Linked DNA regions of Mus musculus: all the other regions are linked to region 1. The links are chromatin loops, found by intact Hi-C in ENCODE. Cell type or tissue: heart. All regions are shown on one strand. Region 1 holds the start of Fam120c (family with sequence similarity 120, member C). Region 2 holds the start of Apex2 (apurinic/apyrimidinic endonuclease 2). Region 3 has its middle 28 kb from the start of Wnk3. Region 4 has its middle 37 kb from the start of Tsr2.

Region 1 (8,000 bases):
ACATTCTTCATTACTCCAAAAACAAAAGTCACTGATCACAGCCAAAAGAACTCACTGAGAATATCAACACTATTTTTATATTTCTGGAGTCAGTTTTAAGTCATAGTTTACTTTTTTTTTCTTTTTTTGCTTTATTTTGTGTGTGCTTACAGAATCCAAAATAGAGTGTCAGCTCTCCAGAGCTAGAGTTACAGACAGTTGTGGGAAACTCAACTCAGACTCTCTGCTCTTCACTTTGGTTTTCTGAGACATGTCTCAGTGTGGAGTTCAGAACTGCCTCAGGCTCCATAAATACTGGGACAAGATGTGTGTCATCATGCCTATTATACCAAACCATTTTAGAAGTCACTCCTACAGTCTCTTAGGATCTGTCTTTTATGGATTGCTGGGATATTTACTTACAGATGGTGTCTATATTACCAGGTTGACCTCAAACTCTAAGGCTTGAGCCATGCTCCTGCCTCAGCCTCCTGAGTATGTAGAATTACACAGGCATACAGGAATGCCCATAACCACTGTTGAGATTTAAAAAAAATGATACTGCACCATGTATGATGGTGAAATCTTGTGATCTCAGCACTTGAGAAATGGGAGGCAGGAGAATGAGGAAGAATTTAAGTTCAGCCTTGGCTATATATCAAATTCAAGATAGCCTGGATGACATGAGAACTTGCCTCAAAAAAAAAAAAAAAAACTGTGCTAGATATGCTAAACATATTTAATGACAAAATATAGTTATAGTTGGTTCTCAAATTTCTTGACTGGCAGAGAATATGAATAAACCACAAGCCTATAGTGTTACTCTCTCCTGCCAACCAGCAATCAAAACCTATTCAGAAAAAATATTTGTAAATATGCTATAAATAAACAATAACCTACTCAGAGCACACAGACAGGCTGCTTTAGGTCCTCATGCCCTTATCCAGTGTGTAGTAGTCTCACACCTCTTCATGGTTAATCTGTAAAGGTACTCCAGAATTTAATCACTAAGAAATTATACCATACTCCCTGTAAATAGGCTACATTTTTCACCACGAGCAATTTTTGCACAAAGTATCTGGAATTTTGTTTTCAGTCTTTATGAAACCCTGACCTCCTGGAGAGCCAGCCCTTCCTCAGGAATTTTCTGCACGAAGCCCAGTACTTACCCTACTGCAAGCACTCAGCAAAGGAATACCACAAATGAATAAAGCAAACCTGTTTTTATTCAGGTGCCAATGAGATATTTCTTCCAGTGTGGAAATAATCTGATCCCAGGGCCTCTTTACAAAGATTCATCTTTGAACACAGCTATTAAGAGTGCAAGCTGTGGAATCAGATTGCATGGACATCAAGCCCAGAATCTCACCTCTATCATTTATTACTACATCATCTCTGGACAAGTGTGTAAAGCTCCTGGGTCTGAGTTTCCCCATTTGGAAAACGGGGGTCACACTGCTTCATGAGTTACTGTAAAGATCCAATGAGAATTTTAAAGCACTTAAGGGCTGCAGATGGAAAAACAATTAGTACCGCCCTTCCCCAGCACCACCCTCAGCCCCCTCAAAAAAAGACAGGAAAACCCTGCCCCACTAACATAGTCATCACTACTGCCAACAGTCAAGCTGCCAGTAATAGCAGGATAAAAAAATAACAGGGTAAAAAAAAAAAAGTTCTTAAAGCCTGGGTGGTGCCATTGAAAACAACTTGGAAGGAAAGCCTGTAAGTGACTCTGCTTTAAAATGTTCAGTCAGGAGAACAGGCAAGTGGGGTTTTGTTACAGTTATATTTTAAGTTAGCTCATGATTAGATTTTTTTGCATGCATGGTGTCAGGAGATTGAAGCAAGGGCCTCCTGGTTAGTAAGGACACTACCACTGAGCTATGCCCCCAGCCCATTAATGGCTTGTCAAATTTAAAAAGGCATAAATTTGGTGCTGAGTTCTGTATATCTAGCATAGTAGGATTCTAGTCACATTCTATAACCATTGCAAACTTCTCCATGTAGCAGATCTTTCCGTCTCTGTTCCCTCCTTACCCCACCAGCTGCCACCTGTTTTGTTTTCAGAATCCCCAAGTCCCCAATCCTGAAAGGACATTCCCCCCAAAACTCTGGTTAGAAAATGGGTTTGCAGTTTCTTCCCACCTAACCCTGTAACGCTTTTCTTTTCCTTCTTCCTGCCTACCTCCTTACTTCTCAAGCCTTGCTATTCTCTACACGTAGGAACTTGAAACCTAAGAGTATGGGAAAGCAACAGCGTAATAGCAGTGGTGCCAAGACCCGGGGATGCTGCCAAGCTTTTCCCCAGGCTCCATATGCAGTGGCTCAACTACTCAGAGGCTGGCCTTCGGTTTAAACCCATGGAGCCTCATGAACTTGGTATTTCTTTTTGCCTCTGCCCGATTGCTTCAACCTCTTTAATTAAACAACCTCCTCCAAAACCTGTGAACCATTCAGATCTAGCCCATTCTCCAAGTCTATCTTTTTCAGGAAGTTTCCCAGGACCATTTTAACCCACAGATTATCACCCCACCCACCTACCCAAACTGGCAACTTACATACCAGAAAACAGAATCACCATGCATATTTACACCAGCAAGTAAATGCTGCGCATTTGATCTTTCAAAGCCAAGAATGGCGTCTTGGGGTTTTTGAGAGCCCCTCCCCGCACCCCCAACCGTCTTTGAAACCCCCTACTGAGCGTGTTCATCTTCCTGAATAGTGACTCAATCAGTGAATTGTTTGGGCTAAGGCATGCCAAGATAAAAGCATGTTGAAATGAAAAGGGCTCAATGGATGGGGAAAAAAGAAGTACTAGGTGTCAAATGGGGGAAAATTATAGAACAAAGGTGTTCGACTAACATCTGTTTTATTTGCCATGGGGTTGAAAACAGATATAGGGGAGGGAATGTCAACTGGAAAATGAAGAAAAAACATATTTCAGTTTGAGGGGGATGATAGCAAGAGAAACATGAAGCCCGGAGGAATTTTGAGTCAATTCTGCTAGAACCAACAGGTAGGCCAATTGTGTGAGTAAAGGGGGTTACGGGGATGGCATGGCTAGAGATACAATCATGTAGGTAAGGGAATTAATAGGCCATATGACGGGGGCACGAGGGGATAAAATGGTCGCCAGTAAGTTAGCTGACTGAGTGGGTGGCAGGTAGGTCGGTGAATGGTTAGGTGTTTAGTCTGGAAGGAACAGGTGTGGGGCATTTCATTTAAAAATCTAACCCCTCCCTCACCTTGACCCGGAAGCGGATGAGTGCTAGCCTCACGCAGTGGCTCAGACAGGCAGGTGGCAGGAACCAGGCCCGCGGTGGAGGGGTGCCCTTGTTGCCCACGTGTCCCACGATCAGTTGCGCAGTCTGCCGCTCCGCCTGGCACCGACGGCCCCACTCGGCCAGTCGGTCCTTCCCCAGGCCCCCAGGGAACATGACCACCAGCTCCAGGCCGTCTCCGCCCGGATAGGCACAAGCCTGGCACAGCGCTGACAAGTAGCCCAGCATGGCATTCCACTGGCCGCCACAAACCCAATCCGTCTGGTAGCCACCATAGAGCCGCGGCAGCGCCGAGCCCGCGTCTACCAATACCCGAGCCCCAGGCAGCGGAGGGGGCGGCGGCGGATGCAGCCCTGGCGGCGCTTGGCCATGGTGGTGGAAATGGTGAGCAGGGTGATGGTGCCGAGACGGCCCCGCGCCCCCGGAGTAAGCACCAAAGGCAGCGGGCGGGAGCGGCGGCGGCGGCAGAGGAGCAGAGCCCCTGGTGATGCGTGGAGCCCCTGGCGCTAGGGCTGCTGGCGGCAGCTGGCGGTGCAGGTGCTGCTGCTGCTGCTGGCGCGAGACGGTGCGCGCGAGTTTGAGGAGGTCCACAGGCACCACAGCCCCGGGACAGCGCTTCTCCAGGAACTCTTGGAAGCCCTGGACGCCCATGCTTCCTCCGTGGGTAGAAGGAACAGCGGCTGCGCAAGCGGGCCAGTCGGCGATCCCCGCGCGAAGCTGGAGGCGGGCGCGTGCGCACTCCGCGGGGGGTAGGGGCGAGGGGGGCGGAGAGAGGGTTTGAGAACGGGAGGGGCGAGGGAACGTGGGCGGGGAGGGGAGGAGACCACAGACTGGGTGCGGGTGGAGAGCAGAGGTGAGGCTGACCAGACTCAGAAGAGGCTGGGAAGATAAAAGCGATGACAAAGTCGTAGTCACTCCTCTTTTCCCGTTCCCCTCCGCTGCTCTTCTTCACTGCTTCAAAGGGGGTGAAGCCTCTGCCTTCCACCTCCGGGAGCCATGTTGCCTCGTCTTCTCTGTGATACTCGCTTTCTAGCTGGGGGAGGGGTACAGGGGCGGGGCGGATGAGCATCCTGGGAGTTGTAGTCTTTTCCCGGATGGCCTCAGGATGCAGTCTTAGAACCAGAGGATCACACCTGTCAGGCCTTGATGCTCATAGTGTCAGAAGAAGCGGGCCAAGAAAATGTGTGTATAGGATTTGTACCAGAACTCCTAGTATCCAACCGAGTTGCCTCAGGATATTATACCACCATGCCCAGGGAAAGAAATGGAGATGATGCATCATGGGAAAGGAAGTACTGTGGATTAGTAGAATTTGGCTAAAGTGAGCTAAAGTTCCCTGAAAGGGAGAAATTTCCCTTCCATTGAAAAGATGATATGCACAACTTTTAACGAAAGGAGAAGAACACATATGATACATAAAAACCGCTAACATCTACTGTCATACTTTGAAGAGTTATCCACCTTACAAATGGTAAAACATTTACTTAAGACAATGAATGCATAGACAAAATGAAATTGCCTATAATTTGCCTCAGGATCTCTGGTCAGGGAGATTAAACACCCACTCAAATTCAACTACAACTTGGACCTTATTGGTACTCACTAAGCTATGCCATATGGTTAGGGGATTTTTTTTGTTTTCCAACCTACTAAATGTGTCCATGTGGGAACAATTCAAAATAGCTGCAAAGGTTCTAATTTGATCACAGTCTTTTGAAAAGTACATTTCAGCATGCTTCTCCAATGAAATCCATGTAGAGTCTGTCTTCTGTCAAGTTTTAGGGCCCATTACTTCAGCCAGACTACAGCAGAAAACAAGATCTGCATGCAGAGTAGTTGTATCTATCTGGCTTGGAATTTACAGAACATAAAAGAGCAGAACCCCAGGAATGACATCAGAATGGTTTGATAGGATGAAACCAAAAACAGGTTGCAAATTCCAAACCGGGTTTGTCATAAGAGTAGTAGATCCAGAATAGCAGGGATGGGAGACAACATGAAAGGCAAGGGAGAGGGAGGTGGGGGGTGTATAGGGGACTTTCGGGATAGTATTTGAAATGTAAATGAAGAAAATAGCTAATAAAAATTGTTTTTGAAAAAAAAGGGAAAGGCAATAGCTTGAAGGCATGAAAGATGAAGAGAATAGATGTTTTTAGTAAACTGTGCTTACTAGAGAGTTTGTCCAGCATCCCTTTCCTAAAAATTAGCCTTCTCATTGTTAACTTGATAAGATTACTGCAAAAACTGTTGTCTTAGGCATGATGGTATGTGCCTGCAATCTTAGTACTCAGGAAGTTGACATGGGACAGTCACCTTAAGTTCTAGGCCAGCCTAGGCTACCCAGTGATTTCAAAGAACCAAGGAAGTAAATAAATCCTATCATGTTCACATTTGCTTGTAATGCCATATTTTAACTGAGTGTGTTGGCTTACATCTATAAACCCAGCATTCAGAAGGTCAAGGCAGGAGGATTGCCACAACTTTGAAATTATTATTTTCCAGGTCAGCCTGAGATAAGAACTAAACAAAACAAACAGTAAAGAAAAAAATTAAGTCCCAACAACAACAAAAATAATTGGATCATAAGCCACTTAATGAAACTGTTAGCCACAAGTGAGATACCTTTAGATGAAAACCCTTTATTATTCTACCTTCAAATCATCCTTTCTGGGTCGGTGAGATGGCTCTCTGGTTAAAATGCTTGCTTTGCAAGCATGAGGACCTGGATTCAATTCTCAAAGACCACACCAAAAAGCCAGGCTCAATGTAGTGCATTTGTAATCCCAGGGCTGGGGAAGTAGAGCCAAGTGGATTTCTGGGACCCAGTGGCCAAGCAACCTAGTCTAATTGGTGAGTTCCAGGCCAATAAGAGACAATGCCTTAAAAACTGAGGTGGAAGATTCCTGAAGAATGATATGCAAATTTTGTCCCCTGGCTTTCATGGGCATACATATGAGCACACCAAGACACACAAGTGTACCTGTGCACACTTACAAAATGTCCTTTCCATTATTTTCAGCTATGATACAAGCGAGATTTCACAGATGTACTCTTCTTCCCCGTTTTAATGGTAACAGCCTGTGAACTTCAGCTAAGTATATCTAAAATTTGTATCTTACCCTCTTAAATATGGTCTTATAAACAGCATACTTGGGACTGTGCAAGGCTTATCCAATCCCAGCTTCTTGGTACATCTATCTGTCATTTCTCCATTCTCCATTGCCCTGGTCAAGGCAATCCCAAAGCCATGCTGATTGAGACACTCAGGGATCCCTTAACTGCTTTAAGTAATAGATCTTTCTCCACTCTTTCATGTCTTGGCTGTGCTTGTTTTAACCTTTTGCATTCACCAAGATGTGAGCTCATTACATTTGGTTACAAAGAGAATAAACAGTCAGAAATGAGGTGTGGCAAATTACAAGCCCAAAATACACGGAACTGATACAGGTGGAATCTTCTAGCATCCATTGATGGGAAGGGAGTTGACACTTTTTGTAAGATATGGCAGTGAACCAGTTAATTACAGTTCCTGGAACTCAAAAGAAAAGCCCTGGAGCTGGGTGTGGAGTTCAGTGGTAGAATCCTTCCCCAGCTTCTATTCCTCAGGACCACAAACAAACAAAAACAAACTGAGCTTTGATTGCTGCAGGCACAAATCCCTTGGTCCTGCTGACTTGCAGCAAAAATGTCAGACCCACTTCAAGGATTTCACTGATTAAGAAACTGGCACCAGCAAATTATTCACACATGTATAAGGAGTAGTAACTCCTCATGGCATCAACTTTGCCAGAAGTGCTGATTTCCCATAACTGAATCCAACTAGATGTTAAGAAGCAAGTGAACATCCATCCCCAAGGCGGATCAGGACGGAGGTGGGGAAGGTTTCACAGTAGTAAGCTCAGCTCAGCTTACTATCTCCTACTGGATCTCTGATCGAGAGGATCTTGAACAGAATGACAGAGAGAATGAGCCAAATACTTAGAGAGTGCTAAGAAAAAGAAGCTGCAACAGTAGTAAATCACTTGCTTTGTATGTGCAGGACAAGGAGTCCGATCCCCAGCACCGGAAAAAAAGGAAGAGAAAGGAGACCAACAACAAGAATTTTACTACCTGTTATTAATACTTGCTACTGGGACATCTCCCAACATGAAACCAATAGGCCTTCAATTGAAGACTTAGAAAATTTTCATCAGTAGAAAATCATGTCTAGCGAATCATGATTGTAATGGACCACCCAGAGTAGCAACTCTGGAGCAGCACATCACAGTACCTGTTCTGAACAGGATCATTTCAAGCCTCACCCTGTATTTTCAACATTGGAAACACTGAGTGTACCACCAGAAATCCATGATTTTAGTAGTGTTGAAGATGAAGCCAGAAAAATGTTGAAGTACTATAAACAGTGTGCAAACTACTGATGGTAAGGGAAAGAGATGAGCTTTGTTCTTTCTTGCACAGACATGAGTGGGAGAATGGGGAAATATGAGAGGAAACAGGATGGGGGCAGAATAGCATCAAGGTAGTAAAAAAAAATTACAGAGGACTGATCAATATAAATGTGATTAGGCCAAATGTGCACACTGGCTGACAATTAGATTTCTATCCTATCAACACAGAGACAGAGAGACAGAGGCCCTATTGTTCCTGGCAATTAGGTTTCCAAGGAATGTCTCACAGGTCCTTCAGAAAGACATCCTGAACTGGAGGAAAGATACACATGTCTCCAAGGAACAGAAGGAT
Region 2 (8,000 bases), 750 kb after region 1:
AGGCCAGAGACATATCATCCAGATGTCTCCCCTTTACTTGTCCCCACTTGTATTGCCATTCCCCCAGTTATTTTGAGACTTTTATCTGTAGAATTCATGCAACTGCACGGCTTGCCTGGAAGATGTCCAAGTGCCCTTTTACTTCATTCTTTGTAACCTTCCCACCCCCAGCAAACCTCCAGTGATTGGGTATTAGAAAGCTCAACTTTCTTCCACTGAGCTGGACTATGCAAGGGCAATCTCTCGGGAAAAGAAATCTCCAGTCCCTGCCCTCAAATGCCCCCAGTTCTTCTTTGCCTTTTAAGATGCGTCCTAAAATATCTTCTCAGAACCTTAGTCTATACAAGGGTTAGAGTCACTCCAGTTGCTGTGCATATACGATTTTCAACATCAAAGCCTACCTATCTAAGGAGCCTACTGAGGCAACGGAGCACAGCAGTTAAGAACAAATGGAATTTGGAGTCAAACTCTCTGGGTGGAATCTTACTTCCATCCATTGCTAGATATGAGAAACCGGGCAGAAGACTGAACTTTTCAGTGCCTCAGTTGCTCTGTTTTGTTCTGCTTTTTCATTTAGTATATAGGGAAGGGTAGTGGGGTCCATTCCCTTGGTGTTAGCGAAGAGCCAATGTGATACACATGGAGAAACCTGGGGAATGTGGAATACACATGATTCAACACTGTCGCTTCCTTTGGGAAGGAAATGATTCATCTTTTTCCCTCAAGTCATCTGCAAGTTCGAGCACATTGTCGTGACACAGGATTAACATTTGCACTGTAAAGACTTCCTGAGAATCAATTAGAAAGGTAAACTCATTTCTAGGTTTCTGTTAACTTAAGTCTGACATAAAACATCAAACACTACATGCTCTCACTTACTGGACAAACCTAAAAGAGGTTGGCGAGGAACTGAGTATAGACTAGGGGGCAAAGGAAAGGGAGAAAGGGAGAACAATAAACAGGCTGGATTCTGGTAAATAGGAGGAATAACTTCTGATGTTCTAGAGCACATTTGGAAAACTATGGTTCACAACAGATAATTGTATACTTCAAAGTAGCTGGTAGAGATGAGAAATAATACTTATTTGAGGTGATACATAAAGCAATTGACCATTGCACATTATATGCATGCACTGAAGTATCATACAGCACTACACAATTATAAACAATTATGTATAAATTTAAAGTAAAAAAAATATAACAAGGTTTTCCCAATTAGCAGACAACTCCTAGAGTCTCAGAAATAGACTTTGTAAGACACAAGTCTCTTAGCCCTAGTAAGACACATAACTAGTGGAAGTCTATTTTAATGATCTTACCATGACTTTTTATGTTTTCCAGTGCCCACAAAGCAACATTTTGTTTATCTTATTTGTTTCTTTCAAATATCCCCTGTAATAGCACAGGAAAATGTATCTGAGAAGGGAATGGCTTGTCCAGGATAATCTAGGTAACATCATGAACATGGCTTTTATGTTTACAATTTTGTCCTTACAACACTGCCAAGAATCAGGACGATAATTTTAGTAGCAAGAAATCTGAGCTAGGTGGCTAGAAGGCCTCTGACAAGGTTTGAATGGGTAAACTCAGGCTCCAGGTTTGACACTCTAATTTAACCCTGCCTAGAACTATGAAACTTCACTACTGTGACCAGTTCTGAGACCAGAAACAGAAAAACAAGTCTTAGAGAAATGCCTCAGACTAGCATTCAAACTTCTTCTAAATCAAGTCCTAAGCTACCTCCCAGTCTTCTATCCCCAGATCCCCCACGCGTAACTGCACTGGCTGATTACAGAGCTCTCAAACACAACATTTTCCTGTCTTTAGGCTCTTGCTCAGCCTGGAGTGTCTTCTATTTTCACTGAACTTTGTCTTGCTTTTCAAGACCAGTTTCAGTGTTTATTTTCTCTGAAAGCCAGCCTTGTAGCCTTGAGTGAAGCTGAGCCTTCAGTTCTCACATTGCTATGTGCCTCTCCGTGAGCTAGGGTTTCTCTGGTCTGGTAACTAAGTAGATTGTGAGCTTCTTGAGGATAGGGCCTGAATCCCTGTGATCTGCTGACTGCTCATCTCAGGCTCTGGTATGGAGGGCACTTGGTCAGTGACCATGTTCACAATCTACATCTCTCTGCTGTAGAGAGAAACATGGCGGCAAGAAATCCCAGTTCAACATAGTAGCTATTATAACAGCTTTCAGGGAAGTGGATGGGGAAGCTGGTTTGTCTGAGGTAAAGAATGGCATCTAAAAAAAAATCTTAAAACTTTAGGATGGAACAGGATAAAATTATGAAACTCTAAGAAGGTTTGATATATTGGTTGTAGACACAGAGTTCACTCAGCATCAGATTCACACGGAAGGCTAAAAGCTGAACCATAAAGCAGAACTATCTCCAGGGAAGAAAACTATGCAGCGTGATGTTTGCAGAGCCATGGAGCCTGCTCCCACCTCCATGTACAGTGTGGAGAGGAAACTCATTTAAAGCATCAAGATAATACAGATGGGCAATAAAGTCATAAATGGTCTTTCCTTATTGGTAAGTCTTGAAATGTGTGGTTGTGAATGTACTTGTTATAGGCTAGAAGGCTGGTGGATCATTACAAGCTTATAGGCTAGATTCATGCATGAGCACATATCAGGACTTCTGTGACAGCAGCCTAGAATCCCTTTGTTCTCAGCGATCTCATAATGCCCTGGTCCCATTATGCCACTGTTTTCAGACTCATGTCTGCTCCAAAAAGCTCACTGCATTCTCGTCTTAGGAGTGGTTCTCCATTGACCATAGTCAGTCAGGAAGGAGAGCACGTAGAGGGTTGTGGGTGGTAGTACCTGTGGGTGTCACATAAAAGCCAAGAGCATGAATCTCATACACAGCATGAAAGCCCTGAAGCAAAAGAACTCTGGATTCTGCCTTTTACACTTTCTTGATCATCAAGCTAGTCCTCTGTGGGAAGTAGGCTAGGGGCTTTCATTTCTATTTCACTTTGACACCCAGAGAAACTAAAGAACTTGTCAAAGTTTCATAGCAAATTAACCCAACTTAATACACTAGAGGCGCGGTCAGAGATACACTTTCTATTGTGCATTTAATTTAAAAATATACACAGACTACGGACGTAGAAGCTAGGCTGGGAGGATCACACAATCACGGCCAGTCTGGGCTACAGAGAGTTTCAGGCCCCCATGGGAAGCACAGTTAGACTCATTTTCCAAAATTACAATCAAATCAAATCAAACAAAAATTGGAATTTCAAAGATAGTAAGGGATTGGTCTTTTAGGCTAGCGTCCTAAAGAGTCAAGTACAAGAGGATTTTAAAATACTGATAGTAAGGAGAGGGCAACATTTGGAATGCAAATAAATAAAATAAGTAATTAAAAATAAAATGTCGACAGTTGAATTACATATGCATATCATCATTCCCCAACTCTCCCATCCCCTTTGAAGTAGCTAAACCAAATTCCTATGCAGAGAAAAATCTTCCAAGGAGCCTGAAGCAAGGATTTTGACCTGTAAAAGACCTGTCTACTTTTCCTTTATGCTCACCTACCTGCTCTCTTAGAGGCTTTTTCTTCCATCGCTAATTATCCAATGGCTCTCTTGCATTTACAGACCCCCAAAGCAGGTCCGGTGGGTGGCATCAAATAGGAAACCGGGAGACATCCGTTGGTTCCTGGGAAGGCTGAGGAAGCACCCTTGTTAAGGGGTGTGTGCAGTGTTGAAATATTAGCTGCTGTACTTGCCAAAGAAGTTCCTGAGCCACCCAGAGACTTTTCTCTTCAGTCCAACCATGTGTTGTTCACCGTGCCCCAAAGGTCAGTACTAATATTAACAAGCCACTGGAGAATGGAGAAATGAAAACCAGCTATTGAGGTGAGCAAGATCTGGATTTCTTTGGGACAAAGCTTTATATTTATCTGCCTTTAGTGCAGTATGGGCAAAATCCCTTGCTTGAAAGCAACTGGTGACATGAAGAAAAATGTTCATTTCCCTTGTCCTAATTAACCCACTCCTGGGATTTGATCTTTAGTCAGTAACTCCCAAAGCATGGAAAAGCTCAAGGCACAGAATTTGAATTACAGAGCTGTTTTTCTGATAGCAGTAACTAGTGACCTTTAAGTCCGATGGGGGTGGGGTGGGGGAGGGGCAGCCTACTGTGGCTCTGTATAGCCATGAAGACGATGGCTCAAAGGCTGTGAAATTCTGAGGGTGTGTGCATTCGAATGGGAATAACTTTGTAGCAATTTTCAGTGGAAAAAAAAAAAACCCTTAGGATGCAAAGTTATAGTTTTCCTGGAAATAGGGCGATTCCTGTTAATTCTGTTTCTGTGGTCACAAAAAAATAAGTCGAGAACTCATCCCTACTGCCCTGCTTATTCATCCATTTGCTAAATATTTATTCCGTTATCATATAAGGTGGGTCAGAGATGGCCACTGCATTCAGGCTGCTGGCAGTCTAGTGACAACGGAAATCAATGGGGGTTGTGCACTGTGGTAAATACTGTGCCATGGACCATAAAGTGCAGTGGTGCCCACAGGAAAAGACGTAAACACAGAGGTGTGTGGACAAAAAAAAAATCAATTGTTTACCTGATTAAGAAGGGTTTAAATCTTGGCTCTACCACTTCTGTGAGGCTGAGACGAATTTATTCAACTTCTACTTAGCTTCAGTGCCTCTTCCTGGATTATCCTAAGAATGAAAGGACACGGTATAGACAGGAAAACCATAACTGCATCGGGAAATGATACTATTCTGGAGCTTAAATGGTCTAGGCCTCGATTTTGCTCATCTGAGAAATGGAGCCAAATGCAAGTCTGTCTTATGCTTTGAGAGTCAAGACAAACATGGCTATACAGGGAGGATTTGAGGCAGTCTCCTTCCTCCAGACTCCATTAAAACGGAGGCTAGCTAGGTTCTTAATTGCTTAACGGAGAAAGTTCCCTTCGCCACTGCCCAAAAGGACTCCAGGGTCTGCAGAAGCCCCTCAGCCACCGCCAGGGGCCGCTCACTAAAGCCAGAGTCCTGTCTCGATCCGGGTAGGGCGTTGGCTCAGCTTGTTTCCCCAGAGGCCTGCCCCTTGACAAAGGGACAAAATCCCATTTGTCAGTAACCTGGCGCATCAGGGGGTACTTTTGTAGTAGAGAAGAGCAGTCAGATTCGGGCGTCCAGGCCAGCATGCGGCCAGAAGAGAAGGAGCCCAACCAGAGACGCGCCTCTCACCAGTTACTCTTCCCAGGTTTTGGTCTGGGTCTTGCTATGTAGCCCAGGCTGGCCTTGAATTCATTACTGACCCTGCCTCAGCTTCCTGAGTACTGGGGTGACAGGCTCGTTTGATCAAGCCCGGTTTTCCTACAGCCTCCACCTTAGTTCCGTCTCCCGCCTAAGAGAACTGAACTCGAAGTCCCGCCCTGCTTGCGTCCTGCCGTCGGAGGGGGCGGAGGGGAAGGTGAGAACGCCCGGTGGAAACGCGAGAGGAAGGCGGGGAGCCAGCTCACTTCCGGGCAGCAATGCATTTGCCCGCCTAAGCTTCCTTTGGGAAACTGTACCGTTTACCAAAATGCTGCGCGTGGTAAGCTGGAACATCAATGGGATCCGGAGTCCCCTGCAAGGCCTTGCATGCCAGGAACCCAGCAGCTGTCCCACGGCCTTGCGACGCGTTTTGGACGAGCTGGATGCTGATATTGTCTGTCTCCAGGAGACCAAAGTGACCAGTGAGCATTCGAGAATCCAAGATCTCTACGGTGTTTTCCTTTTGATGCTAACCTTTGTTCTGTCTCATTTCGCGTTTCGTTTTCCTATACTTAGAATCCTGCCCTTATACCCATCTGAAAGGCCTGATCCTTTTCTTTCTAAACAACCCCACCCCAGCTAGAACCCCTAATTCCGACTCCTGGCCTGCTTTCCCCGTTGAAACCCTCATACACAGATTCCCACTCATTCTATAGCCCGAACTCTGGGCCTTGAATTTTCTCCTTTCATTCTTCTAAGCCAAACACCTCAGTTTTCCATCCCTGCCCCCACCTCAGTCCTTAATCCCCACCTAATCTCTGCCTTTAGCTCAGACTCTTAATTTCTCCTTCCCATATCTCCAATTCCTCTTTTCTCTCCACCTCAAGGCCCTAGATTCATTCCTCTTTGATATCTTACCTCAAATTTAGACCTAATTTCTTCTCCCATAATTCCCAGCTCGAATTCCCTAATTCCCTCTCCTACCTCCCACCCTTCAGGTCCCCAATCTCCACTGCCAGCATCTGTGAGTACTTTAATCTAAATCACAAGACTTAGCTCTGATTTGCCCTCCTCTGCTTCCCTATCTAATTTGAATATAATTTTCTTTCCTGACTTTCCCATCTCTCTAGCTCCTGTCAACATAAACACTTCTCCTGACCCTCAATTACAGCTCTGATGTATGCTAACCTATAACTGTAATTCCAGTCTTTCATGGGTCCATGGTGCTAATTTACCTCTGACTTTATATTTACTTTTTTTTCTTTTTTTTTTTTTTAGGAGATGTACTGACAGAGCCCCTGGCTATTGTTGAGGGTTATAACTCCTATTTCAGCTTCAGCCGCAGCCGTAGTGGCTATTCTGGTAAATGAGGTCTTCTGGGGGTATTTATGTTAGCATTGGTGATGGAGAAAAGGAGTGTTTTGGTATTTAATAAGAAGGTAACATATTTTGACTTTTCATTTCCAAAGCAAATGCTGCTAATTTTAGGTCATATGAAACCTCATATTTATGCACCGAAGTTTCCTTTTGTCCCTCAGAAGTATAGTAATGTACTTCTTCTGAGTTAACTGTATAAGCACTGGACCTTAACTGCCAGGGTTCAAGTCCTGGCTCACATCCTCTCTGTGTTTTCTGACAAGTTACTTTACCTTTGTGTTTCAGGTTTTTCACTGAGAAAATAAGGATAATGGTTATTTTCTAGGCTCTCACAAGGGTTTAGACATAGTCTTGCATGAGGTAATAATGATAGCTAATTTTTCATCAGCATTTGCTATGTATGTGTAAAATACATTATTATTGTTCTTGTAAAATATAACATTATTCTGTGGCTTTTTTTTTTTGGTTTTGTTTTTTGTTTTCGAGACAGGAACTCACTTTGTAGACCAGGCTGGCCTCAAACTCAGAAATCCACCTGCTTCTGCCTCCCAAGTGCTGGGATTAAAGACGTGCGCCACCACTGCCCTATTCTGTGGCTTTTTAAGAGGAAACTGAGGCCTCAGATGCTTTAAGACGCTACAGAGCCATGTATGGCCCCTGAGTTAGGAGGATTGTCCTTACTTTTTTTTTTTTTTTTTTTGATTTTTCGAGACAGGGTTTCTCTGTATAGCCCTGGCTGTCCTGGAACTCACTTTGTAGACCAGTCTGGCCTCGAACTCAGAAATTCGCCTGCCTCTGCCTCCCAAGTGCTAGGATTAAAGGCGTGTGCCACCACGCCTGGCTGTCCTTACATTTTTGAAACAGTTAAATTTGACAAAGATAACCAAAGCTGTTCCTTATATGGATACACTTGGAGTGGGATAGGCTGTACAATGATATATTGGCTGCTGACCCCGTTCAGAATGCTCTTGTCCGTCCCCAGGTGTGGCTACCTTCTGTAAGGACAGTGCTACCCCAGTAGCTGCTGAAGAAGGCCTGAGTGGTGTGTTTGCCACCCTGAATGGAGATATTGGTTGCTATGGAAACATGGATGAGTTCACGCAAGAGGAACTCCGGGTTCTGGATAGTGAGGGCCGGGCCCTCCTTACACAGCACAAGATCCGGTAATAGTCCATATCCTCCTCTTACAGGCCATCACTGGTTCTAGTCCTTGTGTCTAGAATATAAGGCCCATTCTATAGGTATTCAGTTGCTATAAAAATGTTCCCAAACTTGCCTTCCTGTATTTTAGTCCAGGCTGGGCTGAGTGATCTTGGAAAATTCATGCTTCCTTCTGAGCCTTGTGTTCCCCTCTCTACAGAGGGAGACTGGCCTGAAAGAATAGCTTTTTAATTACCAT
Region 3 (8,000 bases), 170 kb after region 1:
ACACACACACACACACACACACACAGTGGGGGCTCATGTAAAGATTTACAAGAAAAAAGTCTAACATAAGAGGTTTAGGGTTAGTATTATGATTAGAGACTGAGCAAAGCCATTGAGATGGCAAATAAGAGCCACTGGGTGTTAGAGGGAGGAGAATAGGAAGCGAACACTTAATGAGTACGTACAGAGTTTCCTTTCAAGGTGATGAAAACATTTTGGAATTAGATACTTGCCCCAAATACAGTAAAGTTACTTAATTCCGAAGGCATATACTTTTTAAAATGGTTTAAAACCAGGCTTAGTAGCTCAGGCCTATAATCCCAGCAATTTGGAAGACTGCAGTAGGAAGATCAAAAATTTAAGGTCTGCCTAGGCTACAAAGTGAGTTCAAGGACAGCCTAGGCAGCTTATTGAGACACCTCTCAAAAAGAAAAGAGGGCTGAGGATACTGGTCAGTGGCAGACTGCTTTCAGGGCATCTGTAGAGCCAACAGGTTCAATCCCAAGTAACACACAAAATAAAATTTTTAAAATCACAAATTTATAACTGAGTTTCATCACGACTTAAAAGAACCCATGCTAAAACATGGCAAAAGATATATTTCATTTCTTCTAAGACTTTTTAAAGGAGATGGAGTGGGGATGCATGTCTTTCCCTACATAGAATGTTTAAGTAGCAGACAGAAGACCCTGGATTCAATCCCAAACACAGTTTCTCTTAAAAGGTGAAAGGGAGGGTCTGGAAAGATGGCTCAGTGGTTAAGAGCACTGACTGCTCTTCCACAGGTCCTGAGTTCAATTCCCAGCAACCACATGGTGGCGCCATCACAACCATCCATAATGAGATCCGATGCCCTCATGCCCTCTTCTGGTGTGTCTGAAGAAAGCTACAGTGTACTCATACACATAGATAATAAATAAAACCTGGGGCTGGTAAGATGGCACAGTGGTTAAGAGCATCGATTGCTCTTCCAAAGGTCCTGAGTTCAAATCCCAGCAACCACATGGTGGCTCACAACCATCTGTAACGAAATCTGATGCTCTCTTCTGGAGTGTCTGAAGACAGCTACACTGTACTTACATATAATAAATAAATGAACAAATATTTAAAAAATAAAATAAATAAAACCTACTGTGTAGACCAGGCTGGTCTTGAACTCACAGAACTTCTTTTTAAAAAAAAAGGAGAGGGAGGGGCAACAAGAAGGGAACAGTTTATATGGAAAGAAGGGAAGAGGGAAAAAGTTTCAGAAGGATTATATATCCCTGAAAGAGCATTAAAGGCTCATTTCTTCAATAAGTCTCTCTCAACAACTTCAACATTTTCTAAAAAAAAAAAAAATCTCATGATATTTACAGAACAACTATGAATATTGTACTCATATATGAAACCCAAAAATAAAAATTAAATTAAAAATACCATGAATTCTAAGTTCAAAATAAATGCCTTTATATGTGTCCTTTAGAGCTATCAAAGTTAGTTGCTGCCTAACAATATATGATATCTTGACTAAAAAATGGACGAGACACTCTCCTGTGAAAGAATACTGGCTTTTAGCCAGGAGACCTAAGGATCTCTACAAATAGAGCTGAACACTTAATACTAAAATAAAAGACAAATTTTTTTGTTGCACACAATTCATCCTCATACAAAAACATGAACACAAAAACTTAAGTTCTCTACTTAAAAAAAAGATTATTTATTGTGTATATAGCATTCTGCCTGCATATATGCTTGCAGGCCAGAAGAGGGCACCAGATCTCATTATAGATGGCTATGAGCCACCATGTGGTTGCTGGGAATTGAACTCAGGACCTCTGAAAGAGCAGACAGTGCTCTTAATCTCTGAGCCGTCTCTCCAGCCCCTATGTTTTTCTTTTGAGACAGGGTCTCGTTATGAATCCCTGGCTGTCCTGGAACAGTATGTAGACCAGGCTGGCCTTGAACTCACAAACATCTGACTACCTCTGTCTCCCAAGTGCTGAGATAAAAGATATTATACCACCACACCAGACTTCTTTGACCTTTATAATCCCTTTAAAATATGAAGACACGTGAGGACAGTGTAAAAGTATGTGTAAAGTATGTAGACAATCTAAAGAGGGGCACAGTGGAGAAGACAGCAAAAAGATAAAAGGAGAGGCAGAAAAGGCTTTTAGAAGATAAGCCTATTACTTCTCTTCAGCTTCACTCCAGGAAAATCTAGCTAAAAGCTAGGAGACCATCTTTCCTGGAAGAGTTACAATTTCGAAGCTCCCACTGTACCTATTTCTGCCCTATAATAATGTGTGTTTGATATTATATATATTGGCATGTGTGAATATACACTACCCTATATATTTATATTCATACACAAAATATTCATCTCAATCTCAAACTAAACATGATATTAACCTTTGTGTTAAAACTCTGAAGTAGTCAAAGAAAGGAACATACTCTTTTCCATTTCAAAACAGAAAGCAAGAAATGTTCTTAAATGTACACTTCCACAAACTCAGATGTATGTCAGCAAGACCTGTAAAAATAATCATGAAAAGTTAAAAATCCATAATCATTAATCGTGACCTAGAACAGAATGAAAACATCACAAGGCCTCCTTACCAGAAGCTAAGTAACATATTCAGAGAACAACATGTCCAAGTAATCTATTGTAATTTAAAGTTACACCAGCCGCAGATGCAGCTCAGTGGTAAAGGGGTTGCCTAGCATGTTCAAGGCCGTCATCAAACAACGAAACAAATACACTAAAAGCATGCGCCACTTTTCTCAGAAAATAAACTTTAAAATAACCCAAAACACCGGGCTATCACTATTAAACACTCAAAATCAGATTTTGTACATTTTAGCTAAGATTAAATACAAAGTATCTTTCCCTCGGGCTGTCCAGTTTAAACAAATTTTAATTTCAACAATGCAAAGAGTTACAGACTATCTAACAACACCTCCAGCCATACACTAAGGTCTGTTAAAAAGTTCTCTTTATATTAAAAATGGAGAGGCAGAGGCAGGCAGATTTCTCTGAGTTACAGACCACCCTTGTCTACATAGCAAGTTTCAGGCCAGCCAAGGCTACATAGTGAGACCGTGTATTGAAAACAAAACAAAACAGTACCCATGAAAAATGGATAACAAAGCCTCCAAATATTTGATGCAATCACTACTGCACAGATTTTCACAACCCAAGACTATTGATTGATTCATGCAACTGTCTCAGCAGTAACCCTTAAGGAATCACACCTGAAGGCTGAGGCAGAAGGATGGAAGGGAATTCAAGACCAACCTTGGCTACATAGTGGATTTCTGGCCAGCCTTGGGTACAGGACGAAACCCTGTCTAAAAAAAAAAAAATTAAGAAAGAAAAAAAGAAAAACCGACAGGGAGAAGAGCAAACTCGCACCTCTTTTTAACAGTGTATCGACTGGCAAGATACAGAAAGACACACTCTGGGGGTTTCTGCTACACATCCCACTACATAAATGTTTCACAGCTCTTAACTAAACAAAACCTCATTCAATACAGCGAAACCACCTCGTGACTTTTATCCTACCCCTATCATCTCCTCCCCTCCCCATTCCCAGCAAGTCAGTCACAGAGCACACACCACACCTCTCAATTCCTTTGCACCTAACACAATTTACACAATCAGTCTGCTATATCCCTCACCCAGATTTCAGTCCTATCGACCCTCCTACATCAAATGAACCTCTAAATTAAGCCTATTCTTTTCCCCACTCCATTTCCATCAATATAACACATCCAAACCTTGTTGAACATCCCACACCCAAAGCGATTCTTTTAGTATCACCAATCTCACTTAAATGATCTCTCGGTCCCTTTGTCAACCATCTCCTGTATCCTCACCTTCCCTGTCTCTTGGTTTTCCATCAACTGCCAAAGTTACCACCCTCCCCAACAGAAACAAAAAAGAAGAAGAAACGCACCTTAACCTCCGATCTGTCCTTCCCCACTACCCCCCCCCCTTAATTTCCCTCTCCGTATTCCATCACTTCGACTCCAGCTCTTACAACCCCAAGACCTGAGTCCGGCCTCGTCCAATACCTTCGGGTGACCGCACGCACCATGCCTTGGTCAAGCTGCTCCCCCTCAACAGACACACACACACACACACACACACACAGAGAGAGAGAGAGAGAGAGAGAGAGAGAGAGAGAGAGAGAGAGAGAGAGACTGGGGCGCTTACTCTGAACAGACTGTTGGCCGCCGCTGCCTCTTTCCATTCATCCTGGGCCCATTCATCGCTCAGCCCGATCCTGGACACGCCCCCCGGCCTCCTCCCTCTCTCAGGGTCCCGGGCTGGCCGGGACCCTCACCTCACTAGAGACTCTGACCGCTAGAGAACGACTCTATTCAGTTCTCCCTCGCTGTCTCTCAAGCCTTCTCCAGCCCCCAGACCGGCTACACCGTAGACTAGACACATACACATATACCTCCTCCTCTAACGCCTCCTCCGATGCTTCTCACTCCCCTCCTCGGTGTCTCCGGCTCGTCTCCGAGTCCTGTGCGCGTGCGCGCGTCTCCCCGCGAGCCCACCGAGCCAGCGACCGCGGTGAGGGGATGAGCGGGCGGGGTTAGGGGGAGCAGGGTGCGAGCCCAAGCTCGCGCTCGCCCCGCAGCTGACCGGGCGCACGCGTACTGAAGCCAGAGAATCCTGATAGACTGGAGAGGGGCGGGGAAGGGAGGGGAGGGAGGGGGAGGGAGGGGGAGGGGCGAGGAAAGCCAACTGAGCAGCCCGAACTCCGGACGGCCCCTGGCAGAGCGAGGTGCCCGGGGGCTGCCCGGCTAGCGCCTGCGCACACCTTCCCCGAACTCAGCGCAGCGCAGTGGATGCGCGTCGAGGAGAGAGAGACTCCTCTCCCTAGCACGGGGGGGGGGGGGATCTCAGCGAGGAGCCACGCAAGATACTGCTCGCGTGCTCTGAAGCACTCGTCCTCACGGCTGCTTTACCTTGTTCCCCTCAAGAACAAAGAAGGAAATCAAGAAAAAGAGGTCCAAGCGCCACACCATTGCTTGGCCACCAGCAGCCCACTTTCACCTCTTTGGAAACCATTAAGTGAAGCAGCTCTGTGGAGATGTGGTACCCACCAGTACCCCTTCACCCACCACCCCTTACTCACTTTTGCTAGGTCCCGGTTTATCTCGCGAGACCCATACCTGCCAAATTGGGGATTAGAAGTCGAAGCACAGATTTACAAATACCTGTCTCCTGGTTATGTTGAGAGGGCACCGGCCATGGCATATACCACCGCAGCCCCCCCGCCCCCAGGACCTCAGTGCGCGCGGGGGAGGGGGGGCAACAACCAAAGAAGGGATGGGAGAGGGAGCTAACCGATTTTTGACGGCCTGGAACCGCTAGGCCTAGGCACGTGGCCTGTGCCTCGCAAGCGGGTGCGGTGTACCCTGGGAATTGTAGTTTTTGTTTCCACCTCTATTTCCTCCCCCCCCCCCCCCCCAACTATACATAGGCCTCAGACACAGAAGGGGGGGATTACCGACGCCATTTTGTGGGGAACAATGGCCAATGGCCCTAGTGAAGACGGATGGGGGAGGGCGCGATGGTTTAAGGGTTCAGTTAGCCTCTACTGGCCCCTCCGTATCATAGCAACCCCTTCAGAAGCCTGGCCCCGCCCCCTTGCTACACTGCCGGGCTTCTGGACTGCTAGCAAGCAAAAATGCCACTTTCTCCCAGAGGCTAGACCAATCACCCATTACCCACCTCCCTGAAAACTCCTAGTTCCTCAAATTAATAAATGCTGCCTTCTTCGAGCTTTCACTAAATATGAGCATCAGCTCAGTGGCTTTAAGAACTGCTTCGTATGCTGTATGAGGCATGGTGAGGAACGGGTTTTGTTTTGTTTTGTTTTAATGTGTAACAACCCTGCCTTGACCAAAGGGGAAACTGAGGCTCAAGGAGGAGAAAACAGACATGACTTGCTGAAGGATGGCCAACAAACACCAATCAATAGTTTCAAAGATTGTCAAGTTATTTCAAGACTTATGCAGTCTATTACTCCCATGAGATAATAAGTAGAAACTGTGGCCACCTTTTTAACTTCTCCAGGTAGACTGTTCCTACTACTATTACACACATCTGTCTTCAAAGACCTGGCTCACTTGGGCCCTGCCTCTGTGCCTTCTCTGAGCTTGATGATACAATCAACACAGAACAATATTTAGGAATGTTAGCCCTTCAACCCACGGTGGTGCAAACTCTTCTAGGTAGGCTCCCTTCGACTACCAAACACTTGTTCAGTAATTATTAAGCAGTGTGTCACACAAACACATACAGCTTTAGAAATTTGAAAATCATACGGATCTGTACCCATCCAAGTACAGATCTTTCTCAATGGAAGACTATTTTTAAATGTTTGTAAAAGTGTTTTATTCAATTCTTTTTTACAAGTTATTTTGAAGATCTTTTTTATGTGTATGAGTGTTTTACTTGCATATTTGTATGTGTACCACATGTGTGTCTGGTGCCCACGGAGGTCAGAAGACAGTATTGAATTACTTGATACTGGAGTTACAAATAGTTGTAAGCTACTGTATGGGTACTGGAAACCAAACCCAGGTCCTCTGCAAGAGTACATGTGCTCTTCACTGCTGAGCCATCTCTTCAGTCCCCTGTAGACTTAGTATTAATATATGTGCTGTCCAGAACTAAGCACAAAATGCCATTGTAGGCAGAAATGAGAGTAAGCAATTATAGTTATCACCACTATATGTTAGAAAGTTTTCCCTTCCTATCCACTGGTTTTCACTGTCAAGTAGCAATTGTGATATTCCCATTCATCTACCAGAAAATTTGAGTTATTATTAGCCACTTCATCTACCAGAAAATTTGAGTCATTATTAACCACTTGTAATTTCACTTCACTTTATAATATCCCATAAAAATATACAATAACCTAGTTATGTTTGGAAGCACTACTTCTGAGAAACCACAAAGTTTTCACTGGAATTCTTTTTGATGTTCCCCCACACACACCAAGGGTGGGGTGGTGGAGATAATGAGAGTGTTTGAAACAAAGGTCTTGTGTAGCTCAGGCTGACCTTGAGCTCACGATGTAACCATGAATAACCTTAATCAAATTCCTAATCCCAAGGCTGGGATTACAAAATATGCCACCACACCCACCTGAATCAGTTTTAGATGTCAGCATCCCAAGACAATCCCTATATTATTTGTTTTCCTGCCTGGCCACATTCTCCCTTGAGATATTACAAAATAGACTATGGGAGAGGTAGAGAAAATATATGGAATAAAATACTATATCTCAAAAGAATATTGAGCCACATGTGCTTTCTATTAACTGTTACTACTGTGATAAAGAAGAGCATGAAATGTGTTTCTTATCCAGTCACCCACTATTTAAAACAGCAAGTCTAAGGGCATGAATTTCTGGATGACATTTTCTCTAAGAAAGCCTTAAATTTGGGAAGAGTCTCACCAAGATCATCTAGGAGGTATTAATGCCCACCTTCCTCCCAGCACAGAATAGCAGCTCCCGTTGGCTTAGTGACTTACTTAGAAACATGCATCTGTGCAGTTTCCCTACTCTTTCTATATATTGTCTGTTCTTCTCTTCAAAGATACAGTGTTTCCACGTGTGTCCAGGGCATATGTCAGGGAGCAAATTGCTTTGGCACCTGACTCCTGGGAAGTACAAATATAAATAAGCCCACCTTGCTTCTCTGTAACTGTGAAGTGTCACAAACCTAAACTCCTCTAGAAAGTATACAAGTAGCAGAGCCCTAAAGTCTGAACGGTGATTGCTGAAACAACTGCCCATTCTCTTCAATAGATTAGACCCTGGGGTCTATTTCCATCCACAGCACCACATAAGCAAGCCATTCTTGAGGAAAATCTCTGGTGTAGCAGATATAAATCACATTCTACCCACTCAGGTATATAATAATAACAGCTAGCAATTAAATAGCATTTCCTGTATGCTTTATATGAATCCACTGAATCATAAGCA
Region 4 (8,000 bases), 210 kb after region 1:
ATGACTTCCAATACCACCCATTTCTCGCTAATATCGTAATCTCATTCTTCTCTGTGGATAGCTAAAACTTACATCTAGATAAATAGAGAGAGCACTCATTTTTTTATTAGATATTTTCTTTATATACATTTCAAATGCTATCCCGAAAGTTCCCTATACCCCTCCCCCTGCCCTGCTCCCCTACCCACCCACTCCTGCTTCTTGGCCCTGGCATTCCCCTGTACTGAGGCATATAAAGTTTGCAATACCAAGGGGCCTCTCTTCCCAGTGACAGCCGACTAGAGCACTCATTTTTTAAATTGTTGTTTTCCTCGTGAGCTTGTGTATGCACTCAAACACGTGCCCACAGCACAGATGTATAGGTCAGAGGACACCTTGGGGGAGTTCGTCCTCTTTTTGTACCCTGTGGCTCCAGGTGCACTATCTCAGGTCATTAATCTTGATGGCAGGGCTTCTACCTGCTGGGGCAGCTCCTGGCCCTCATTTCCTTTATCTGTTTGAGAGGCATCTGTTTCCGTACATTGGCTGTTGAGAAAGCATGGGAGTGTGAGTATCTCCATGGCCTGCTGACGCAGATTTTTCCTGGGTATAATCAGTAATTGTGTAGCTGCGTCATAAGATAGCTCTATTTGCAACTTTTTGATGAGTTCCCAAACTGAGATCCATGGTGGCTGTATCAGTTTACATTTCTACCAACAATCCATACATGTTTCTCTTGCTCCATAACCTTGCCAGCATTCATTGTTTTCTTGATGGTGGCTATCCTGACTAGAGTAAAGTGGAATCTCAATGTAGTCTTAACTTGCATTTCTTTGACAGCTAATGATGTTGAACTTTTTTTTCTTTTTTGAGAAGTTAAAAGAAAAAAAAAACACTTCTGTATCTCAAAACATGCCTTTCCCCCTTTCTGTTCTTTCCTTCTCCCTTTTTTTTAATTTTAATTTTATTGGTTATTTTATTTATTTACATTTCAAATGTTATCACCCTTTCTGGTTCCCCCTCTCGAAACCTCCTATCCCATTCCCCTCCCCTGCTTCTATGAGGGTGTTCCCCCACCCACTCCTGCCTCCCTGCCCTCAAATTCCCCTACACTGGGGCATCGAGCCTTCACAGGACCAAAGGGCCTCTCCTCCCATTGATGACTGACAAGGCCATCCTCTGCTACATATGCAGCTGGAGCCATAAGTCCTTCCATGTGTATTCTTTGGTTAGTGGTTTAGTCCCTGGGAGCTCTGGGGGTACTGGTTGGTTCATATTGTTGTTCCTCCTATGGGGCTGCAACCCATTCAGATCCTTCAGTCCTTTCTCCAACTCCTCCATTGGGGCCTCTGTGCTCAGTCCATTGGATGGCTGAGAGCATCCACTTCTGTATTTGTCAGGCTCTGGCACAGCCTCTCAGGGGACAGCTATTTTATTTGTATGAATCTTTGCCTGCACATGCCCACTATGTCCACTCCTGGGCCTACAGAGATCAAAAGATGACTTCCAATCCTCTAGATGATTGTGAGCCATACTCTGGTGCTGCACACTGAACCCAAGTCCTCTGAAAAACAAAACAAACAACTAAAAAAATGCTCTTAAGTGCAGCCATCTCTCCAGCCTCACTTTCCTTTCCTTTTTTTGTTTGTTTGGGTGGTTGGTTTTGGGGTTTTTGAGGCAAGGTTTCTTTGTGTAACCCTAGCTGTCTGTCTTGGAACTCACTCTGTTGACACGAGGCTGGCCTTGAATTTACAGAGATCTGCCTGCTTCTCCCTCCAGAATGCTAGGATTAAAATCCTGTGTCACCACCCCTTTTTTTGTATGGGTGGTGGTGGTGGATGGCTGAGTTTTGTTTGTTTGTTTTTCTCTAAATGTATCCCACAAATTAAAAGTGTAAAACACCATACCGGTATGGATTTCTGTTTTCTTTTTCTTTCATTTATCTATCTATCTTCTATCTATCTATCTATCTATCTACCTAGAATCTTGTCTTTTAGCCCATTCCTCAGCCTCCCAAGTAATAGGTGTGAGACAAGATACTACCTGTTTTCTCTCTGGTGTGCTAAGAGGAACCAGTTTATGATCTGAAGGTATCCTTGAATCAGGAGCAAAGAATACAAAAACAGGGCCAGGCATGGTGGCCAACACCTTTAATCCCAACACTCTGAAAGCAGAGATAGCAGATCTCTGTGAAATTGAGACCAACCTGGTCTACACATATCTAGCACCAGGTCAGGCAAGGTTACATAGTGAGATCCTGTCTCAAAAACCAAACAAGCCAACAAAGAGAATACAAGCCCAGAGGAGAGACGTTTAAGTCAACCACTCTGCCCCCACCTTTCTCTTACTTCCTCTGCAGGACCTCACACATGGCTGCTACAAGCACTTGCTAGCACTTCAATGACCACCTAGCCAGAGTGGGTTTCTGCTGTTTGGAAGTAAGAACATTGACAGATGCAGGGGCAGAGTCAGGAATATTCAGATTACTAAGACGTGTTCTCCACTATCAGCAGCCTGGGCTCTGTGGTTAGTCTTTCTGAAAAAAAAAAGAAAGAAAGAAAAGAGGAGGAGGGAGAAGAGAGAAAAAGAGAGAGGGAGAAAAATCCCATGGTTTATTTTATCATCAAAAATCACTTAAATGTTCCATCAATCTTGGCTGTTTCTCTAATCAACCACATAGCCACTCTAAATTAATTGAACAGCACTTCTTGGTTTGCTGGCATATTTGAGTTTACAGTTTGCTTATCACCTAGCTCTGAGGTAGATCATCTCTGTGCATTATTATTTTGTTTAAATTTGAGACAATCAGCATGCATCTCAGTCTGACTTTCAATTTGCAATCCTGCCCCAGCCCCGGGAGTACTAGGATTATAAGTGTGTACCACCATGATTTCAAAGTCAGGTTTCCAGGCTGAGACTAATAGATCGTAGCTGTGAGAACACTTTTCACTCCAGAGCTGGAGATGGAACCCAAAGCTTTGCTCATACTAGATAAACACTCCATTAACTAAGCTACAGGATCAGCCCCGGAATCTGAAACTCTTGAGTCAGCAAAGCAGATCACCCATTCAGACAATGAGCAAATATTTATTATCTAACTGCTTTAGGATAAGGCCGCAGTAGTAAACAGAGCAGAGGATCTCTGTCTTTGTACAGCTGACATTCTAAGAGATAGGAGCAGTAATCGATTCCACAAGTATTTAACTGGGACAAACAATGGAAAGAAAAAGTGCAAGGTAAGCTTGAGAATGGACAATTGGTTCCAAACTGCTCTTTAGTGTCAGGAAGGTTGGCCCTGTGAAAGGTACATTGAACATTAGACAAACGGTGGGAAGAACATTCCAGGCAGAAAAAAACACTATCTTATCAAGCTCCAGGGGTGATATGCTAGGAAAACAGAAAAAGAGAGAGAGAAGAGCAAATGAGGTCCCATATGGCAGGCACCATTAGCAGCTCTGTAGACCAGCCCTGCTTTTAAACACATTTTTCATTGTGACAAGATACACATAACATAAAATTTGCCTGGTTTGTGGCACTGGGGATTAAACCCAGGACCTTAAGTCTGCTGACCTAAGGCTTTACTGCTGAGCTCACCTCCTGCACTTTAAAGAATCCAGAGGAGCCAAGCGTAGTGGATCACGCCTGACATCCCCGGCATTCAGGAGACTGAGGCAGATGAACTGCCAGAGTTAGAGCTCACACATAGTGAGCCCCATACCAATGTGAAACCTTGTTTAAAGGCTCTCAAGCAATCATTTCTAGATTACTAATACAATATAAATGCTGTATTGCTAAGCTGTTTTTACTTTCTACCTTAAAAAATAAGTATGTTTTTATTATAGAAAATTTGAAAATTACGAGCATATAAGAGAGGAAAAGGAGTGTGATGCACTACTACAAAACAACCCAGGTTCAAGTTTGGTGTCTAGCGTTCCAGTCTGCCTTCTACACATATGGACACATTTTCATATAATTTTATGTATTCTATTTTTAAATAAAAAGTTTGCTTTAGATGATTTTTGCAAACTTTTCCATGCAATTCACAACTTACAAGTTTTAAATGTTGTCTTAGTAGCCCATTTTACATACAAAATAATTAATTTTATTTTTAAAAATTGTATGTGTCAATTATTCATCTTATTTCCTACTTAAAAACGTTTCATACAGTGCATTTTGGTCCAATTCCCCATGCCCCTCCGCCCCGCCCCTCCCCCCCCCCCCCCCCCCCCGTCAACTTCTCACAGATCTCTCCGTACCCAACCACTTCATATTCATTCTCTCTTTTTCACTCTCTTTTTTATTTTTTCTCTTTAAAATGTAAAATCGGGTTGGAAAGATGGCTCAGCAGTTAAAAGCACTGTCTGTTTTCCCAGAGGTCTGGAGATCAATTCCCAATAACTACGCGGTGACTCACAACCATCTATACTGGGATCTGATGCCCTCTTCTGGCGTGTAAGTGTACATGCAGATAGAGCACTCATCTACCAAAATTAAGTCTAAAAAAAATAAATAAATAAAACCAAAGAAAATAAAAAGTAAAAGCACACACACACCAAAATAAAACAAACAAAACCGTCGGGCGTGGTGGCGCATGCCTTTAATCCCAGCACTTGGAAAGCAAAGGCAGGCGAATTTCTGAGTTCGAGGCCAGCCTGGTCTACAGAGTGAGTTCCAGGACAGCCAGGGCTATACAGAGAAACCCTGTCTCAGAAAAACCAACCAACCAACCAAACAAACAAACAAAACCAACAAAAATAACACACAAGTAAAACGCCATGGAGTGTGGTTTGTGTTGACTATTCCTTGCATGTAACCTGCTTTGGAGTGTGGTTGAAGTATCCCGTGTCAACTCTCAAAAAAAGAAAAAAGAAAGAAAGAAAGAAAAGAAAAGAAAAAAGAAAAAAAAGAAAAACTGATTTTATTTTCTCCTTTACATCAGCTATCAATTGCAAATGGCTTCTTAGCAAGGATGAGGCTTTGTATCCATTTCTACTTCTCTATGCTAGGATTTTTTTTTCAAGTTTGAACTTGTCAGGTCAACATATTTATACATACTGCCACAATTTCTGTAAGTTCATAGGTGCATATGTGTTTTGATAAAGACATCCCATTTAGGACTGGGTGATAAAACGGTCTCACTCTCTATGTTATACAGTTGTGGGTCTTTGTGTTAATTGCTATCTACTGCAAGAAGTATTTTCCTTGATGGGAGCTGAGTGATGTACTAATCTATAGTTATAGCAATATGTCATTAGAAGTATTCCTATGTTCATTCAGAAGAACAAAGTAAGTTTTTCCCCAAAGCCAATGGCCTATCTAGTCTCAGGTTCTTGTTCTCATTGACAGTGTCAAGTATGGTTCCATTTTATGAAGTGATCCATCTCTTAAAAATATTTTATAAGGGGCTGGAGAGATGGCTCAGCAGTTAAGAGCACTGACTGCTCTTCCAGAGATCCTGAGTTCAATTCCCAGCAACCACATGGTGGCTCACAACCATCTGTAATGAGATCTGATGCCCTCTTCTGGTGTGTCTGAAGACAGCTACAGTGTACTCACATACATAAAATAAATAAAATTTTAAAAAAATATTTTATAAACACTTTATATATTATATAATTATATAGGACAAAACTACAGCTTACTGACTGGGAAAAGATCTTCACTAACCCTTGATCCAACAGAGGGCTAATATCCAAAATATATAAAGAACCCAAGAAGTTAGACTTCAAAAAACCAAATAATCCAATCAAAAATGGGGTACAGAACTAAACAGAGAATTCTCAACAGAGGAATCTCTAATAGCCGAGAAACACTTAAAGAAACATTCAACATACTTTGTCACCAGGGAAATGCAAATCAAAACGACCCTGAGATTCCACCTTACACCAATCAGAATGGCTAAGATCAAAAACTCAGGTGACAGCATGTGTTGTTGAGGATGTGGAGAAAGGGAAACTCTCCTCCCTTGCTGGTGGGATTGCAAGCTGGTACAACCACTCTGGAAATCAATTTGGGGTTTTCTTAGAAAATTGGAAATAGTTCTATCTGAAGACCCAGCTATACCACTCCTGGGCATACACCCAGAAGATGCTCCACCATACCACAAGGACATGTTCATAGCAGCCTTATTTATAATAGCCAGAAACTGGTATCCCTCAACCAAAGAATGGAAACAGAAAATATGGTATATTTACACAATGGAATACTATTCATCTATTAAACACAAGGACATCATAAATTTCTCAGGGAAATGGATGAACTAGAAAATATCATTCTGAGGTAACCTAGGCCCAAAAGGATATGCATGGTATGTACTTACTGATATATGGATATTAGCCAGAATATTCAGAATAACCATGATACAACTCACAGACACAAAGAAGTTAAACAGAAGGAAGGCCCAAGTGAAAATGTTTGAATCCCCCTTAGAAGGGAGAACAAAATAATCATGAGAGATAGAGGGAGGGAAGGAGCTGGGTGGGAGAGGGGAGGGCAAGGGGAATAGAGGGAGCAGAATCAGGCATGGGGAGGGGCCCAGAGTGCCAAGAAAATGAATGAAAATTTTCAGCTGCCGGGGAGGGGGTGGGGAATGGGGTGAGGGTATTCTCTAGGAAGTTCCAGAGCCTGGGGTGAAGTAGGCTCCCAGGAGTCAATGGAGATGATTTTAGCTGAAATGCCCAACAGTAGAAATATGGAACCAATAGCCACACAGGACCCCTAGTGGAGGGATAAGGAAAACCACCCACTCACAAAACTTTCAACCCCAAATTGGTTCTGTCTAAAAGAAGTGCAGGGACAAAGATGGAGCAGAGACGGAAGGAATGGCGGACCAGTGACTGGCCCAACTTGGGGTCCATTCTATAGGTGGACACCAATCCCTTGACACTATTACTGATGCCATGTTGTGCTTGCAGACAGGACTCTAGCATGGCTGTCCTCTGAGAGGCTCTACCAGCAGCTGACTGAGACAGATGCAGATACTTATAGCCAAACATTGGACTGAGCTAGGGGATTCCTATGGAAGAGTTAGGGGAAGGATTGAAGGGGCTGAAGAGGATTGCAACCCCATAGGAAGACCAACAGTGTCAACTAACCTGCACCCATGGGAGCTCCCAGAGGTTAGGCCAGCAAGCAAAGAGCATACAGGGGCTAATCAGAGGCCGTGGCACATATGTAGCAGAGGGCTGCCTTGTCTGGCCTCAGTGGGAGAGGATGCATCTAACCCTTGATGCACCAAGACTGGGGGATACCAGAGGTGGGGGCTACCCACTCAGAGGCAAAGGGGAGGGGAGGGGCAGCATTTGTGATATAAATAAATAAATAATTTTAATAAATATTTCACATATTATGTAATTGAATATTACATACATAAAATCTACTTTATATTTTATATGTGATTATATACATAATTGTGCATAATTGTATATAATTATGTGATTACATATAATTTATATATGTAATTGTATATAATATAACATATCATATAGAAAATATATCTATATTAAGATAAAGCACACTTATTACATCAGAGTTGGACAAAACAAACTAACAGAGGGAAAAGAGAAAAAGAGAAGACACAAGAATCAAGATATCCACTAATTTACACACTCAGGAATCCCATAAAAATACTAAACTGGGGGCTCCCAGAAACTGAGCTACGACCAAAAGAGCATACATGGGCTACTCTAGGCTGAAAAGCTTAATATATACTCAGAGGTGTCTTGTGTGTGTTGCTTCAGTCTCTGTGAGCTTTGTTCATATTCACTTTCTCCCGCTGATTCAGATGGCCTTGTCTTCCTTGCATCCTCCATTCCCTCTGGCTCTTATACTCTTTCCACGTTCTTTTCCACAGGTTTCCCTGAGCCCTGAGGAAGGGATTTGATGGAGACATCCATTTAGGACTGAATGTTCCAAGGTCTTTATTTCTGTGTAATGTCTGGCTGTGGGTCTCTGTATTTGTTCTCATTTGTGCAGGAGGAAGCTTCTCTAATGATGGCTGAATAAGGCACTGATCTAAGAAT

Evidence for each region. Hi-C counts contacts between places; a loop is a spot of excess contacts. Peaks named below come from ENCODE experiments on the same cell type or tissue, not always from the same donor. Only the 100,000 strongest peaks of a DNase experiment are listed, where the experiment ranks them.
Region 2: a loop joins it to region 1, with 6 times the contacts of the local background. A loop is called at or near these places in 2 of 42 quality-filtered maps.
Region 3: it touches region 1 in a loop (2.7-fold over the local background); 3 of 42 quality-filtered maps call a loop at or near these places.
Region 4: it touches region 1 in a loop (2.8-fold over the local background); 6 of 42 quality-filtered maps call a loop at or near these places.

What each region holds. Positions count from the first base shown.
Region 1 is chrX:151,340,161-151,348,160 of GRCm38, reverse strand. It overlaps Fam120c (family with sequence similarity 120, member C), which reads right to left and starts at 3,938. Exons shown (of 16, transcript NM_198105.2): 1 at 3,225-3,938. The coding sequence starts at 3,911. It overlaps A230072E10Rik (RIKEN cDNA A230072E10 gene), which reads left to right and starts at 6,282. Exons shown (of 3, transcript NR_015600.3): 1 at 6,282-7,680. In heart, no CTCF peak of the experiment used is centred here; DNase peaks (open chromatin) are centred at 3,570, 4,000 and 4,270; H3K4me3 peaks cover 2,521 bases; H3K27ac peaks cover 1,318 bases.
Region 2 is chrX:150,585,629-150,593,628 of GRCm38, reverse strand. Apex2 (apurinic/apyrimidinic endonuclease 2) reads left to right here and starts at 5,474. Exons shown (of 6, transcript NM_029943.2): 1 at 5,474-5,706; 2 at 6,503-6,586; 3 at 7,584-7,764. The coding sequence starts at 5,553. It also overlaps a transcript of Pfkfb1 not described here. In heart, a CTCF peak has its summit at 4,976; DNase peaks (open chromatin) are centred at 148, 5,058 and 5,448; H3K4me3 peaks cover 2,013 bases; H3K27ac peaks cover 1,892 bases.
Region 3 is chrX:151,166,161-151,174,160 of GRCm38, reverse strand. It overlaps a transcript of Wnk3 not described here. Among named protein-coding and RNA genes, the nearest start is that of Wnk3, 28 kb to the left of the region's middle. In heart, CTCF peaks have their summits at 855 and 1,743 (motif pointing right); a DNase peak (open chromatin) is centred at 4,590; H3K4me3 peaks cover 2,160 bases; H3K27ac peaks cover 1,481 bases.
Region 4 is chrX:151,129,399-151,137,398 of GRCm38, reverse strand. No RefSeq gene overlaps it. Among named protein-coding and RNA genes, the nearest start is that of Tsr2, 37 kb to the right of the region's middle. In heart, CTCF peaks have their summits at 4,426 (motif pointing left) and 6,697; no DNase peak of the experiment used is centred here.